2 separate regions of the Homo sapiens genome follow, and region 1 is linked to region 2. Evidence: chromatin contacts called from ENCODE Hi-C or POLR2A ChIA-PET data. All regions are on one chromosome and are shown on one strand. The core of a region is the stretch at or near the end of the contact, and the rest is flanking DNA. Distances in the headings are between cores, read along the strand shown.

Region 1 (2,772 bases), core at 30-2,529, 120 kb after region 2:
CTAAAACACAGCTTTGGTATATAAAAAGAACATCTTAGAAATTTAATAATTAATGATTATCCTCATTTTGCATCAACTTACCCCTAGACATTCCTAACCTAGGAGTTCACAATGCGACATATCAAAAGTAACGTATTTAAATGATTTTAAGCTGGAACAGGAGTAGCAGCACAATGTTATAGGAAAATTGAAGGTTTCTTTACACCACAGTCCATGAGCCAAAGATATGAAAATTTAAGAAGGCAAAATATAAGAAGGCATAGTCAACCTTATATTGAGAAAAACTCCCATTTATTCCTTTGCTGCTCTGAGCTCAGCTGTTAGATCAGAATGTGAGACTGAGACAAGGACTCTGGATGGATGGGTATGAGTTGCACTGGTTAAAAACTGTTTCTGGGCCAGGCGCAGTAGCTTACACCTGTAATCCCAGCACTTTGGGAGGCCGAGGCGGGCTGATCACTTGAGGTCAGGGGTTCAAGACCAGTCTGGGCAACATGGTGAAACCGTCTCCACCAAAAAAAAAAAAAAAAAAATTAGCCGGGTGTGGGGGTGCATGCCTGTAGTCCCCAGCTACTCAGGAGGCCGAGACAGGATAATTGCTTGAACCAGAGAGGCAGAGGCTGCAGTGAGCCAAGATCGTGCCACTGCACTCCAGCCTGGGCAACAGAGACTCCGTCTCAAAAAAAAAAAACTGTTTTTGACTATGGCTGATGGTATTTAAGAACTTACTGACTCTGATGCAAATGTACCTACCACTACCAGAAAAACAACTCAAAGCATATATATGTTCCTTTGCTTGAAGGATGGCATTACTTACTCAAAACATGGACCATCACAGTACTAAGAGACAGGGACACTCAATGAATGAATGCTTAAAAGTGATGCTCAGACTGACTCTCGAGGTAATGGCTAAAGCCAGGGCCCATGAGAAATGTAAATTCATTATTTTGTGGATATCATATGGTTAGCTGTTAACAGAGGTCATTGATGCAACGTTCAAGCTCCAAGGCTGCCACTAATATTCATACACCCCAAAAGCTGGCTACTATGGGCAAATTTAAAAAGATATTGGTGCCTTGTTGACTGAAACCCACTATTCCAGGCCTGGAAGAACTGAAATGTCAGTTGATGAAAAAAATTTTCAGAAGTGTGTCAAATCTGTCCGCATGAATTTCAATACGAAGGCTTTCCAAACTCTGACTAAGAGAGAATTTGTACCACTTGTTCCTTCTGACTTCAATATCTTGTTCGGTTTGGATACCTTCCAGGCTGGTACAGCTATGTTTGGCACCACAAAGCATGCCAGCCAGCCCTAGCTGTGTTGCTAATAAGAGGTCAGAACGCGTCCCTGGAAATACAGAGACACAATTAAGACTTCAAACAGCTGTTTGTTAAGCCAAGTGTTCTGGCAAAGCTTGAAAAATAGAAAACCTTCCCCTCAATCCAGCTCACTTTTTTAGCAGCAAAGTAAACTCAAGAGAGCCATCTGATGCGAAGGGACTCTTCTTCCCAGGAGGACTTCAGTCCTCTGCAAAGCTGTTCTTTGGCACTTTCCCTAGGGCTATGGGTTGTGTAAACTATGTAAATTAGAACGAATCTTCACAGTTCCTTCAAACTCTCCCTGTGAGTTTTATTCTTGTTTTTTATACATCCAAAGAATAAAGAACAAATTCAGGTGGGAAAGCCAATGTGTTCGACACCTCCTTTCATAGTTGATCTTTCTTACCCATGTTTGGACAATCTACTAAAATATAATGCCACCACGATGTTGGATGGAACAAATGTCCAAAAACAAAAACTAGTGGAAACTTGGAATGTTTATTGGGCAGTGACTTTAAGAAATAAAAGTGAGGCCAAGTGTGGTGGCCCATGCCTGTAATCCCAGCACTTTGGGAGGCCAAGGTGGGAGGACTGCTTGAGTCCAGGAGTCCGAGACCAGTCTGGGCAACATGGCAAGACCTAATCAATACAAAAATAAAACATAAAAATAAAAAATAACACTGATTAAGTATTCTTTAGATCGTAAGCACAGTAAAGTGTAATTATACTTTACAAAGACTCAAGAAAAAAGTAGTTAAGAAATCTAACCAAGGTGCTGGCAAGGAAAATAAAGGAATAAAAAAAAAAAAATTCAAGGGTTTCTATTTCTGGTCTGTTGCCTAAATAAAGGCAAAAGAGCTGCCGCAACGTAAGAACCAAGCCTGAACTCAGGCAGGACAACATTGAGTGACACAAAGAGGATATCAACTATAGACTCAGTTCACACTGAGTAGGATGAACATGGTGTGAATTTCCTCCCTTCTTGCCTCCAACACATTAAACTATGTTGCTAGGCAACTGTGCAAGATGCTGATAGAGGAACCTACTGTGAAATGGAGTAACAAAAGCACACTGTGGCAAGAGGTACACAATGGTGCTCGGGGCAGCAAAGGGGAACCCGAGGGAAAAGAAGAACACCCAGAAAACCTTCTGGAGATTGGGTCTGTTCTAAGCAACGAGAGGTGGCCAAGGCACGTAAATGCTAAAGGTTACACCACACAAAAGGAACAACATGACTGAAGACCAGAAATACGAGATAGCCCAGTGGTCAGGGAAAACAAGCAACTAACTGAAAATTGACAAAATTTTGTTTAAATATAGAAAGTAAGATCACCCAACCCATTATTTCTGACATTACTGGCAAAAGCGTTGACCAATGGAACACTGTAGAGCTTTCTGGAGGAGGATAGTAAATTATGCAAAACTGTGGTGCAAGTTAACACACAGAATTAA
Region 2 (3,148 bases), core at 260-2,759:
CTTGAGCCGAGATCGTGCCATTGCACTCCAGCCTGGGCAACAAGTGAAAACTCTGTCTAAAAAAAAAACAAAAACAAAAACAAAAAAAACAAAACAAAAAAAAAAAAACTCACCAGCTGGATGAACACATCATAACAGAGACTCCAGCTCCTTCACTGGCAACAGGGCTGCAGGGATCTGAGTAGCGACAGCTGCCAGGCAGAGGGAAGGCCCGTGGCACCCAGTGTATCACCCTGCTTCCCAGGTCGGGGCTCGGCCTCCCCGGCAGTGTTTCTGTTGTGGCTGCAAGGGGAAGATTCTGATGGTTTAGGTTCATATTTATTTATTTATTTATTTTGAGATTGAGTCTCGCTGTGTCACCCAGGCTGGAGTGCAGTGGCGCGATCTAGGCTCACTGCAACCTCCACCTCCCAGGTTCGAGCTATTCTCCTGCCTCAGCCTCCCGAGTAGCTGGGATTATAGGCATGCGCCACTATGCCTGGCTACTTTTTGTATTTTTAGTAGAGATGGGGTTTCGCCATGGTGGCCAGGCCTCCTGACCTCAGGTAAGGAGGTCAAGACCAGCCCTGGCCTCCCAAAGTGCTGGGATTACAGGCGGGAGCCACCGCACCCCGCCTAGGTTCCTCTTTAGAAGAAAAAGAAGGTGTCTGTCTTCAATCTTGAAAGAGAATTAACAGGTCCTTCAAAATCTGGAGCTTGAAAGGAGGGGAGTTAAATGTAATCAAGGGTAGCCATTTGGAAAGAAATGTCTGGCAATCCTGCATTACTGTATGGTAGCCTACCAGCTATCACATTCCAAATGCCAAGTCTCTCCCACCAATTGTCTGAAATTTCCTCAGGCATTAGCGTAGCTCTGTTACTAATTCCTATCAGGTGCTTAAAGTTCTCACATAACACCAAAAGTCTACAGGGTACAAAAATTGAATGGTCTGAGAAGCAATCCCCATCCCCCAGGGCTATTATTTTGGGAACAGTCATACACCTTGTGACAGAAGAAAAACTGGCCCACTCACTTTCACTTTTTGCACGGGGAAAAGCATCTTCTGAGTACAGAGTAAAATGTGGATCCCCCCAACCCCCGAAGCAACTGGTATTCACCATACGTTATCTTCTTCCCAAGTCTATTAGACTTCCAACAGCATTTCTACTTCCAAGAACACTCCTGCCCACTTTTCACTTGTATTAATTTCTCTAGAATCTCACTTTCTTCCACCTTGATAGACCTTTTTATGGCAAATCCACAGGGAGCTCTTTGCCTACTCACGGGCACAAAAAGCCCTAGTTTCTGCAATGGTCAGTTCCATGTCTATCTCCTCCAGCTCTCTGGGCAGCTCAGAAAGCAGAGCTCACCCGCCCACAGGAACGGGAAGGAACCTCTGGGGATAATTCTGGGTGACTTGATCTTTCCATCTGCCTACTGCCTCCCCAGCAGATGCACACAGCCTCCCACCCACTCAACATTTCCTTCACCTGGCATAGAGGTGACACCCGAGCTTCCCCTATAGACCTTGCCTTCCCGAACCGCCCCTCCGGGCTCTGCTCTGACTCATGGTTTCTGTCTATTTTCGAGTCTCTGTTGAAAGCCTCATCTGTTTCTGTGTCTCTGGATTTCCTGCTTTCATTTTTCAGCTTCACTCCATCGCTAGCCTACTCTCGTGGGACTTAAAACGTCATGTGGGGATGGAAACAGCAGCATTGGGTACCCCATTCCAGCACGGCTCAAACATTCCAGAGAAAACAAGATCTACATAGCAGGCTGGATGCGGTGGCTCACGCCCGTAATCTCAGCACTTTGGGAGGCCAAGGCAGGTGGATCATTTGAGGTCAGGAGTTCAAGACCAGCCTGTTCAACATGGTGAAATCCTGTCTCTACTAAAAATACTAAAATTAGCTAGGCACGGTAGCACACACCTGTAATCTCAGCTACTTGAAGGCTGAGGCTGGAGAACTGCTTGAACCCAGGAGGCAGAGGTTGCAGTGAGCCATGATTGTACCACTGCACTCCAGCCTGGGCAACAGAGTGAGACTCCATCTCCAAAAAAAAAAAAAAAAAAAATTATATACATATGGTCTGGGCACGGTGGCTCACGCCTGTAATCCCAGCACTTTGGGAGGCCGAGGCAGGCGGATCACCTGCGTGAGGTTAGGAGTTCGAGACCAGCCTGACCAACATGGTGAAACCCCATCTCTACTAAAAACACAAAATTAGCTGGGCATGGTTCCGCGCACCTGTGATCCCAGCTACTCAGGAGGCTAAGGCAGGAGAACCACTTGAACCCAGGAGGCAGAGGCTGCAGTGAGCTGAGATCAGGCCATTGCACTCCAGCCTGGGCCACAGAGTGAGGCTCCATCTCCAAAAAGAAAAATCTACGTAACAAATGACTTACAAACAAGCAGAAGCAAGAACATGGGCTGGAAAGGGAATAAAGGTCAACCTTCACTAGGGTCCTGAATGGAAACACAAACTTAGTCAATCACCAAGTCTTTGTTAAGCACCCGCAGACAATGAAGTAAACAGCATGTCAGCATGCCAGACCCTGGAGGGACTACAGAAAAAGTTCCAGACACAGATTTTACCCTCAAGGAGGCTGTGCTCTCCTGGTTCAATACATGAAAAAAAAAAAAAATCAGTTCAAAAAACAAGACAGTAGATAATTGGGCTAATTTGGTACAGAAATGAGTGTAAAAACAAATGTATGGCCCAGGCACGGTGGCTCACACCCGCAATCCCAGCATTTTGAGAGGCTGAGGTGGGTGGATCGCGAGGTCAGGAGTTCAAGACCAGCCTGGCTAAGATAGTGAAACCCTGTCTCTACTAAAACTACAAAAATTAGCCAGGCGAAGTGGCAGGCGCCTGTAATCCCAGCTACTTGGGAGGCTGAGGCAGGAGAATCGCTTTAACCCAGGCGGCAGAGGTTGCAATGAGCTGAGATTGTGCCACTGCACTCTAGCCTGGGCGACTAGAGTGAGACTCCTTCTCAAAAAAAAAAAAAAAAAAAAAAGCATCACTTCTTTTTCCTGACTTCCCCATTTCTTTTTCTTCTTCCTTTTTTTTTCTTTTTTGAGACAGGGTCTCACTCTGTCACTCAGGCAAGAGTGCAGTGGTGCGATCATGGCTTCACTGTAGCCTCAACTTCCCAGGCTCAGA

Evidence for each region. A loop is a pair of places that touch in the nucleus more often than their neighbours do. ChIA-PET counts read pairs that join two places held with the same protein, here RNA polymerase II (POLR2A). Pooled maps may share reads with other maps.
Region 1: a pooled map shows a loop between it and region 2 (2.1-fold over the local background). The contact joins two enhancer-like sites. A Hi-C loop is called at or near these places in 2 of 50 pooled maps. POLR2A ChIA-PET finds 5 or more read pairs at or near these places in 10 of 52 experiments (Caco-2, GM10248, H1 and 6 more).

Annotation. Positions count from the first base shown.
Region 1 is chr17:75,369,177-75,371,948 of GRCh38, forward strand. All of the region lies in intron 2 of GRB2 (growth factor receptor bound protein 2), which reads right to left. Among named protein-coding and RNA genes, the nearest start is that of GRB2, 35 kb to the right of the region's middle. Within about 2 kb of position 1,280, at least 11 of the 41 ENCODE cell types and tissues checked have a DNase peak (open chromatin) inside an H3K27ac peak, as active enhancers do.
Region 2 is chr17:75,248,727-75,251,874 of GRCh38, forward strand. The region is part of intron 1 of GGA3 (golgi associated, gamma adaptin ear containing, ARF binding protein 3); the gene reads right to left. Among named protein-coding and RNA genes, the nearest start is that of GGA3, 11 kb to the right of the region's middle. RefSeq lists enhancers at 1,799-1,898, 1,909-2,018 and a silencer at 2,342-2,636. Within about 2 kb of position 1,510, at least 11 of the 41 ENCODE cell types and tissues checked have a DNase peak (open chromatin) inside an H3K27ac peak, as active enhancers do.